Linked DNA regions of Homo sapiens: region 2 is linked to region 1. The links are chromatin contacts, found by POLR2A ChIA-PET in ENCODE. All regions are on one chromosome and are shown on one strand. Each heading gives the region's core, a stretch centred on a gene start or an enhancer-like site at or near the end of the contact. The rest is flanking DNA. Distances are from core to core; before and after follow the strand shown. Region 1 holds the start of RBM14-RBM4 (RBM14-RBM4 readthrough). Region 2 has its middle 20 kb from the start of SYT12.

What was found. ChIA-PET counts read pairs that join two places held with the same protein, here RNA polymerase II (POLR2A).
Region 2: POLR2A ChIA-PET joins it to region 1 with 15 read pairs in PC-9. The contact joins the enhancer-like site here to the promoter of RBM14-RBM4 in region 1. POLR2A ChIA-PET finds 5 or more read pairs at or near these places in 2 of 52 experiments (H1 and PC-9).

Annotation. Positions count from the first base shown.
Region 1 is chr11:66,614,011-66,618,713 of GRCh38, forward strand. RBM14-RBM4 (RBM14-RBM4 readthrough) reads left to right here and starts at 2,620. Exons shown (of 2, transcript NM_001198846.2): 1 at 2,620-3,047. The coding sequence starts at 2,711. RBM14 (RNA binding motif protein 14) reads left to right here and starts at 2,620. Exons shown (of 3, transcript NM_006328.4): 1 at 2,620-3,047. The coding sequence starts at 2,711. It also overlaps the pseudogene RNU4-39P. RefSeq lists enhancers at 2,096-2,205, 2,570-3,503, 2,636-2,865.
Region 2 is chr11:67,001,114-67,005,816 of GRCh38, forward strand. No RefSeq gene overlaps it. Among named protein-coding and RNA genes, the nearest start is that of SYT12, 20 kb to the right of the region's middle. RefSeq lists an enhancer at 1,089-1,748. Within about 2 kb of position 1,923, at least 2 of the 41 ENCODE cell types and tissues checked have a DNase peak (open chromatin) inside an H3K27ac peak, as active enhancers do.

The sequences.
Region 1 (4,703 bases), core at 1,370-3,869:
CTATGGGTCTCACTGTGTTAACGTAAGACCCCACCTGCCGGGTGGGGTGACTCACACCTGTAATCCCAGCACTTTGGGAGGCCGAGGCAGGCGAATCACAAGGTCGGGAGTTCGGGACCAGCCTGGCCAACATGCTGAAACCCCTACTAAAAATGCAAAAATTACGCCGGGCGTGGTGGCGTGCGTGCCTGTAATCGCAGCTACTCGGGAGGCTGAGGCAGGGAAAACTGCTTGAACCCAGGAGGCGGAGGCTGCAGTGAGCCGAGATAGCACCACTGCACTACAGCCAGGGTGACAAGAGTGAAACTCTGTCTCAATAAATAAATAAATAAAATGGCTATCCTTACTGGGTAGCTAGGGGTTTGCTGATATCCTGTTCTGGGAATACTGCCAGCAGTTTGGATTTCAGGAGATACCAGAGTAGTGCCCCTTTTCTTTCTTTCTTTCTTTCTTTTTTTTTTTTTTTTTGAGACGGAGTCTCGCTCTGTCGCCCAGCCTGGAGTGCAGTGGCGCGATCTCGGCTCACTGCAAGCTCCAACTCCCGGGTTCACGCCATTCTCCTGCCTCAGCCTCCCTAGTAGCTGGGACTACAGGCCCCCGCCACCATGCCCGGCTAATTTTTTGTATTTTAGTAGAGACGGGGTTTCACCGTGTTAGCCAGGATGGTCTCCATCTCCTGACCTCATGATCCGCCCGCCTCAGCCTCCCAAAGTGCTGGGATTACAGGCGTGAGCCACCTCGCCTGGCCCAAGCACATGCCATTTCAATGGCCTTGTGCTACACAACTCCCACCCTCCTATTCTGCTCTCTGTTCCAGGTTCTGGCCATATTGGGCTCTTTTTTTTTTTTTTTTTTGGAGACAGAGTCCTGCTCTGTTGGCCAGGATGGAGTGTGGTGGCGTGATCTCAGCCCACTGCAACCTCCACCTCCTGGGTTCAAGTGATTTTAATGCCTCAGCCTCCTGAGTAGCTGGGATTACAGGTGCCAGTCATCATGCATGGCTAATGTTTTGTTTTCAATTAGCAATAATTGCGCCTCGGATAAACCTCATTGGCTATGATACTGCCACTGCGCAAAGCTAATGTTTTGTAGTTTTAGTAGAGACAGGGTTTTACCATGTTGGTCAGACTGGTCTCGAACTCTTGACCTCAGGTGATCCGCCCGCCTCAGCCTCCCAAAGTGCTGGGATTACAGGCGTGAGCCACCGGGCCTGGCCCATACTGGCTCTTGACTCTTCCTTGAACCAGATTTGCTTCTGCCCCAGCACTCTTTGACTTGTACTTTCTGGCCGGCATGATCTTCCCTCAGAGGATGGCTTAGTTCCCTTGATTACTCCAAGTCCTCATCACCATCTAACACGCTTATGTTTTACTTATTTCTTGCCTGTTTCTCCCCACCATAAGATCCAAGAAGGTTGGGATTTCTGTCATTTTTTTTTGTTCACTGCTATATTCTTGGTGGTGTCCACATGGTAGGTGCTATTTGTTGACTGAACACGTAGGCAAATATTTCCCTGAGTTTGTCACATGTCTATGTTTTTGATGTTGTCTGCCATGCAACAATCTTATTTACATACTCAAATCTGTTTAAAAAAATTTTTGAGACGGAATCTCACTGTCGCCCATGCTGGAGTGCAGTGGCGTGATCTTGGCTCACTGCAACCTCCGCCTTCCGGGTTCAAGTGATTCTCCTGCCTCAGCCTCCCAAGTAGCTGGGATTACAGGCGCGCACCACCACACCCGGCTAATTTTGTATTTTTAGTAGAGACGGGGTTTCACCATTTTGGCCAGGCTGGTCCTGAACTCCTGACCTCCGGTGATCTGCTTGCCTTGGTCTCCCAAAGTGCTGGAATTACAGGCGTGAGCCACCGCTCCCGGACTAAAATTTTTTTTAAGGCTCAACTTTTGCTTCCTGCAGAATTAATTTTCTCGTTTATTAAACTGTTTATTATGAAAACCTTCAACATACAATAACGTCATTCCATTATTTCTTGACTGGGAATTCCATCAGGGCAGAGGCCTTTGATTTTTCACCGGCTGCCAGGACCTCAGCAACCCCAGGGAATGTTTCCAAAGAATCAATTAATGGCACGAGGGCTTCTCCGGGGCCTGCCTCAGGTCCCCTCGCGGTGCTCAGCACAGTCCTGGGAGCCGTTTGCCGACTCAAGGCGCCTGTCCTGGTTTCTCCCGCCAGGCCCGGCCTTCCCCCGTACACTCACGCGGCAACCCCCAGGCGCGGGTTTGGACAGGGCTTCCAGAATGGGAGGAGCCCTGACTTCCAATTGTACAAAGTTTTCCTGGGAGCCCGCCGGTCCCAGCCCCACCCGGGCCAGAGACCGCCTTACAGACTAGGCCTCTCTGCCGCCGGCGCCGCTCGCGCGCGTTCTCCTCTCTTCAGCCCTCCCTCTTCTTCCCAACCCCCTCTCCCGCCACGGGCTGTGGCGGTTGGTCGTCCCTTTCCCACCCCCTCAGCTAACGAGCGGGCTCTAGGCCCTCTGGGATTGGCTGTGCCTGAGCACATCTTCCCTCAGCGTTTCTGATTGGTCGCTGGACGCGCGGGATGCGAGTCCCCATTGGCTAGGCCAGGGCGCCTGCGCGGCGGGGTTCTCGGTCGCCAGCCATTCCTGAGGAGGACTGCCGGTCGTTCGGACGTCTTGCCTGTCGCTGGAGGAGAGGTCCGGGCTCTCCAGGAAGGTGGCTGCGGCGACAAAATGAAGATATTCGTGGGCAACGTCGACGGGGCGGATACGACTCCGGAGGAGCTGGCAGCCCTCTTTGCGCCCTACGGCACGGTCATGAGCTGCGCCGTCATGAAACAGTTCGCCTTCGTGCACATGCGCGAGAACGCGGGCGCGCTGCGCGCCATCGAAGCCCTGCACGGCCACGAGCTGCGGCCGGGGCGCGCGCTCGTGGTGGAGATGTCGCGCCCAAGGCCTCTTAATACTTGGAAGATTTTCGTGGGCAATGTGTCGGCTGCATGCACGAGCCAGGAACTGCGCAGCCTCTTCGAGCGCCGCGGACGCGTCATCGAGTGTGACGTGGTGAAAGGTAACGCGGAGGCGCGCTCGGGGGCGGGGGCGCGCTCGGGGCACTCTGCCTGTTAGCCACGCCCCTTACCCGGGGGTCGGTCACTGCGCGGTTGGGAGGGGTGGGGAAGTGCGCGGGAGCAGGTCGGAGGTGTTGGGGGCGCGTTGGGTAGAGCCACCCTCCTCCCCTGCGGTCCAGGAACCGTCCACCAAGTAGGAGGAAGCGGCTCTGGGTGGGTGCGGCGGCCACTGCGAGCCAAGCTACGGGGCCGGGGACGCGCCTGAGAGCCTTGCGAGTGTTCCGGGGGCGCGCCTTCTCCTGGTCTCCTGGGCCTGGCACCCAGCGGAAATTGGGAAGTGACGGGCACAAGCCGGATCATGAAGCGGGGAAGATTTCTCCACTTCCCCACTTCCTCTCCAGACGTCGGTCAGAGCAAGGGAAGAGGGAAAAGGTGGGGGCTGACGCCCCAAGGCCGCCCTCCTGTTCCCTCCCGATGAATGTGCTCAAGCGGAAGGTAACGGGGCCCTTGGACGTTTCTCGGGCTGGGGTCTTTTAGTCTTGTCTGGCATGGGTCTACTCATGGGCACAGTTACACGTGGGTACGAGAGGGGCCCCTTCCGAATCACTTTGGCCTTTCAATATTAGGTAGGTTAGGCGTGGCAGCTCTGTGCTTTTCTCCTCCCTCAAACTTGGGGTTTTTCTTTGGGCTCGATTTTACATCTGTCAACTGGAAACCCCAGCCTTTTGCATGTGCAAGAAAGCTTGTTTTATGAAGTCCCCTTCTGCGTAGTCTTTACATGCCAAGCCAGTGCCCTAGGGCAGTGTCATTCTTTTATAAGCTTGGTGACTTTGCAGGGGGGCATACTCTGGCTGAGGGGGTCCTGGGGAGGGGTCTGTGAGAGCTCTTCATTAAACAGTGGCTAAACACGGTTTACTGAATCAGTAGTAGTCATTGCTTGAGTAGTCTGATTCTCAGGGCAGATCCCGGTGCCTTTTCTTCGAGAAAAATGTGTCACCATAATTTAAGCCTGACTAGGGACCCAGTTGACTTTTTCATAGCTTGAGTTTTTATCCCTTAAGCTCTTTATCTTTTACATTGGCAAGATTTGGTGGGACAGCCGTTGTGTATGTGGCCAGTCTCTGCTCCACTTGGGAACAGATCAGAGTTAACTTTGCCCTGTCATTTTGGAAGATGCAGCCTGGGAGTATCTGATGCCCTACTCCTGGTGGGTTCATACCTGCTCATACCCTGTGTGAGAAGTTTCAGGGATAGGAAATAAATGTGGGTGCAAGTGCTTATTTATCCCACCAAGATATTTCATTTGCTGTCCTGGAAAGGCACATGTTTGGGGCCATTCCTAGTCCTTTAAGTGGGGGAAATATAAAGGGTCATAGTGTCCACTACTAGGAACAAGTCCTTGTTCTGCATTAATACTGCATTCTATTTTCCTCAACTCAGGTTATACAAGTCCACGACTATCCGGAATCGGGCTTTCCTGCTGGGTGCTCTGAGGCAGGCTGTATGGTGCATGGATTTTTGCTTTTGTTTAGAGTAAAAGAGTGGTGGGGGAGGGTCTCAGATTGGGTACTTGTCCAGCAAAAGGGTGGGGTATATGAGTCTCATTTGTGAGAGTTTTGTGTTTAATTGACTTACCAAGTTTCTTTTGTGGTTGTTAG
Region 2 (4,703 bases), core at 673-3,172, 390 kb after region 1:
TATTTTTAATACAGACGGGGTTTCACTGTGTTGACCAGGCTGGTCTCGCTCTCCTGACCTCGTGATCCACCTGCCTCAGCCTCCCAAAGTGCTGGGATTACAGGCATGAGCCATCACGCCCAGCCTATGACTTTTAAGATAAAAATGCACATACCCAGTGTGTTCCTTGCTGCATTATTTGTAATAACAAAAATCAGAAACAACCTTAGTCCATCAATAGGAGACTAGGATGCACATACACAATGAAATACTCTGCGAATGACGAAAAAGCCTGAGGCGCGTTTACAGTGCAAATAGAGCAATGATCCCCGTTAACACTGTGCAGCACTCATGTGCCAGCCTCTCTCAAAATGTAATTTTCACAACTCTGTGAGTTAATTACTATTATTATCCCCATTTTACAGATGAGAAAAACTGAGGCAGAGAGGGGTTAAGTAACTTTTTCAAGATTGCACACTTAATAAATAGCAGAGTGAGGATTTGAACCCAAGTAAGCTGCTTTAAACAACAACAGGCTGGGTGCAGTGGCTGAGGCCTGTAATCTCAACACTTTGGGAGGCCAAGGTGGGAGGACCCCTTGAGTCCAGGAGTTCAAAACTAGCCTGGGCAATATGGTGAGACACCCATCTCTACCAAAAAAAAAAATTTTTTTTAATTAGCTGGACATGGTGGTACACACCTGTAGTCGCAGCTACTTGGAAGCCCGAGGCAGAAGGATCTCTTGAGCCTGGAAGGTTGAGACCAGCCTGGGCAACATAGCAAGACACTGTCTCTACAAAAAAGAAAAAAAAATTAGCCGAGCATGGTGGCACATGCCTGTAGTCCCAGCTACTTGGGAGGCTAAGGAGGGAGGATCCTTTGAACACAGGAGTTCGAGGCTACAGTGAGCTATCATCACGCCACTGCACTCCAACCAGGGTGATGGAGTGAGGCCCTGTCTCACAAAAATAAAAATAAAAACCACGACCACCAACTATATACACTCTCACACACACACACACACACACACACACACACACACACGTACTCACACACACGTACCCACACAAATCCGTGTGCATATGCTTACATATATGCAAATACATAAACAACACCTGAAAGGTCTCCACAGCCCAGCAACCTGATAAGCATCTTACCTTTCCAGGGCAAAGCGGGAGGATGGGGGAGTGGATAAGACTTTGACGGATCTGCATGAACGAGTATTATTTTGATTCTGTGGGGTTTTTTTGTGTTTTTCCTTTCATTCCTCTCTTCCCTGCAGCTGCCCCACCCGCAGCACAGAGACACTGGCCACTGGACCAGCTCTCCCAGCACTACCTCCTGGGAGGGCGGATGCAGGGGAACAAAGAAGTCGTTGCTAAGCTATGCTTTTCAAATTAGACTTTTTCAAAGCCCACAGCAGGAACAATGGCCTTGAGAACAAGCCTCCCATGTAGGAGCCTTTCATGGCTGGGCTGTTGAGGGAGAAGAGGTTTGTTGAGAAAAGAGCTACAGGCTCACAGCCAAAGGTGTACAGCAGCCACATAGGAATAGAAGAAGCTGGGGGCAGGTAGGCACATTTTCCTGTTTCTGAGGTAGCCTGAGGCCTTGCCCCAACCCGACATTCTCTCCATGCTCACCTCCCCGGGCCCTGCCCCCGGGAGTGCTGAGTGCCTTCAAGCCCCTGGGAGAATAACTTAGCCATGCCCGAAAAACCAGAAATAAAAAAATAAAACCAGAAAGGTCAGGAGGCTGAGTCTGGGTCCTCAGGCCTCAGGAAACTGCAGGGGGACCCCTGCCACCACCCTTGTATCCCATGGAGACGGAAGGGCTTCTAAATGTTTCTCGAGCCTCATAAGGATGGGAGAGGGTTGCAGGACTAGAGGACCTGGCACCAGGAAGGGAGGCCGCTGCCCGCCCTCATGTGGCCTGCCTACCTGTTAACAGAGGTCTCGTCAGACCCTGGCCAGCAGGGACAAAGGCCAATGTCCAGGAGCTGAGAGGCAAGAGGCCCTCAGGGGAAGGACAGAGAAAGGTGTGGGGACTAGGTGCCCCCTTCCTAATGTTAGGACCAACTTAAACCTGCGGTGCTTGGCTCTGCCCTGGCACAAGAGGATAAGGGGCAGGGAGAAAAACTGGTTTCATGAAATTCAGTGGGTTGACAAAATACAATAGAATCAAATCAAGTAACAGAGTATTACTTTATGAAACTTTTGCTACATGATTATTGATTAAATGTTGTGCTGGTTTCAAAGTGCACTGGATTTCCCACTGTTAGTCAAGGCCAAAAATATGGGAAAAATTTTCTCAAAGACTACAAAAAGTCTCTGTGTAGGTCAGGCTGGTGAGATGAGTTTGGTTATTAGAGAGTTAGAAAAGGTTACGTTTTTCATACCAATTCTTATCTTTAGGATCTTAAACTACAGCCATTTGTTTGATTTTTGGCACAGTGAGGATATAAGTGTATTACTTCTGTAATTTAAAAATGTTACTGGCCTTGTTCGGTGGCTCACACCTGTAATCCCAGCACTTTGGGAGGCCAAAGTGGACAGATCACCTGAAGTCAGGAGTTCGAGACCAGCCTGACCAACATGGCGAAACCCTGTCTACTAAAAATGCAAAAATAATTAGCCAGGAGTGGTGGCAGGTGCCTGTAATCCCAGCTACTCCGGGAGCCAAGGCACAGAACTGCTTGAATTCGGGAGGCAGAGGTTGCAGTGAGCTGAGATCACGCCACTGCACTCCAGTCTGAATGACAGAGCAAGACTGTCTCAAAATAAATAAACGAATAAATAAATAAATAATGTTACTGAATGCCCCTGACATCAAAAATGGACTAGTGGTTCCAACAGGCACAAGGTTGGCCATTGTGATAGGGGATGGTAGGAGCTCTAATTGGTTAAGATAAAGGCATATATAAAGGACTCTGAACCCAGCCATGGGGGCAACGGGCAGTGGGTAGAAATGGCATGTGAGATGAAGAGGGGTCTCAGCCGAGTTGAGTATGAGTTAGGCAGATGGGGAAAGCACTATCGAGGCAGATGACAAAGTTCTGGAGGGCATGAGATCTCCCTGTCCAGTGGAGTACAGTGTGTAGCCCCATCCTCCTCCAGGCTGGCCCTAAAATGCTGTGTCAAACAAGGTCCATGATAGACTGGGTAGGGCAGGCAAGTGTCCAAAGCAAGGTAACCAGAGGTCAACCCCAAAGGGCAGTGCCACCAGGGAGATCCAAGGCATGGGCACCGGGCGAGGCATAGGGTGCAAGGTCGGTGTTAGGACTTCATGTGTCCCCCAAAATCCACGTTAAAGCTCTACCCCAATGTGACTATTTTTGGAAATAAGGCTTTTCAGAGGTAATTAAGGTTAAACAAGGTCATAAGAGTGGGGCTCTAATCCAACAAGACTGGTGTCCTTATAAGAGGAAGAGGCGGCCGGGCGCGGTGGCTCACGCCTGTAATCCCAGCACTATGGGAGGCCGAGGCGGGTGGATCACAAGGTCAGGAGATCGAGATCATCCTGGCCAACATGGTGAAACCCCGTTTCTACTAAAAATACAAAAATTAGCTGGGCGTGGTGGCTCGTGCCTGTAATCCCAGCTACTCGAGAAGCTGAGGCAGGAGAATCACTTGAACCAGGGAGGCGGAGGTTGCAGTGAGCCGAGATCGCACCACTGCACTCCAGCCTGGCAACAGAGCAAGACTCTGTCTCAAAAAAAAAAAAAAAAGAAAAGAAAGAAAGAAAAGAAAAGAAAAGAAAAAAAAAAGGAAGAGGCTCCACGAGGCAAAGAGAAAAAGGCCAGGTGAGGACATAGGGGAGGGCAGCCCTCTACAAGCTAGGAAGAGGGCAGAAACCAACCCTGATGGCATCTTGATCTTAGATTTCCAGTCTCCAGAGCTGTGAGAAAATAGATTTTTGCTGTGTAAGCCATCCAGTCCACGCTGTTTTGTTATGGCAGCCCCAGCAGACTAATATTGTCAGGTTGGGAATAATGACTCAAGATGGCTCAAGGAGAAAGGCAGGACCAGGTATATAATTTGCAGGGCCTCGTGCCAAATGAAAACGCTGGACTCCCTGTTCAAAAATTATTGAGAATTTCAAGGCACTTTGGGAGGCTGAGGCAGGAGGATCGCTTGAGCCCAGGAGTTTGAGACCAGCCTGAGTAACACAGTGAGATCTCATCTCTACAAAAAATTTTTTAATTAGCTGGGTGTGGTGACACGCACCTGTTGTCCCAGCTACTCAGGAGGCTGAGGCAGGAGGATCCCTTGAACCCAGAAGGTTGAGACTGCAATTGTCAGAGGTGTTTGAACCAGAGCAACTCCATCTTGAGTAGGGGCTTGGTAAAATAAGGCTGAGACTTACTGGGCTGCATTCGCAGGAGGTTAAGGCATTCTTAGTCACAGGATGAGACAGGAGGTCGGAACGAGATACGGGTCATAAAGACCTTGTTGATAAAACAGGTTGCAGTAAAGAAGTCGGCAAAAACCCACCAAAACCAAGATGGCGATGAGAGCGGCCTCTGGTCGTCCTCACTGCTACATTCCCATCAGCGCCGTGACAGTTTACAAATGCCATGGCAATGCCAGGAAGTTACCCTATGTGGTCTAAAAAGGGGAGGCATGAGTAATCCACCTCTTGTTTAGCATATAATCAAGAACTAATCTCATGCCTGTAATCTCAGCACTTTGGGAGGCCGAGGCAGCCAGATCACTTGAGATCAGGAG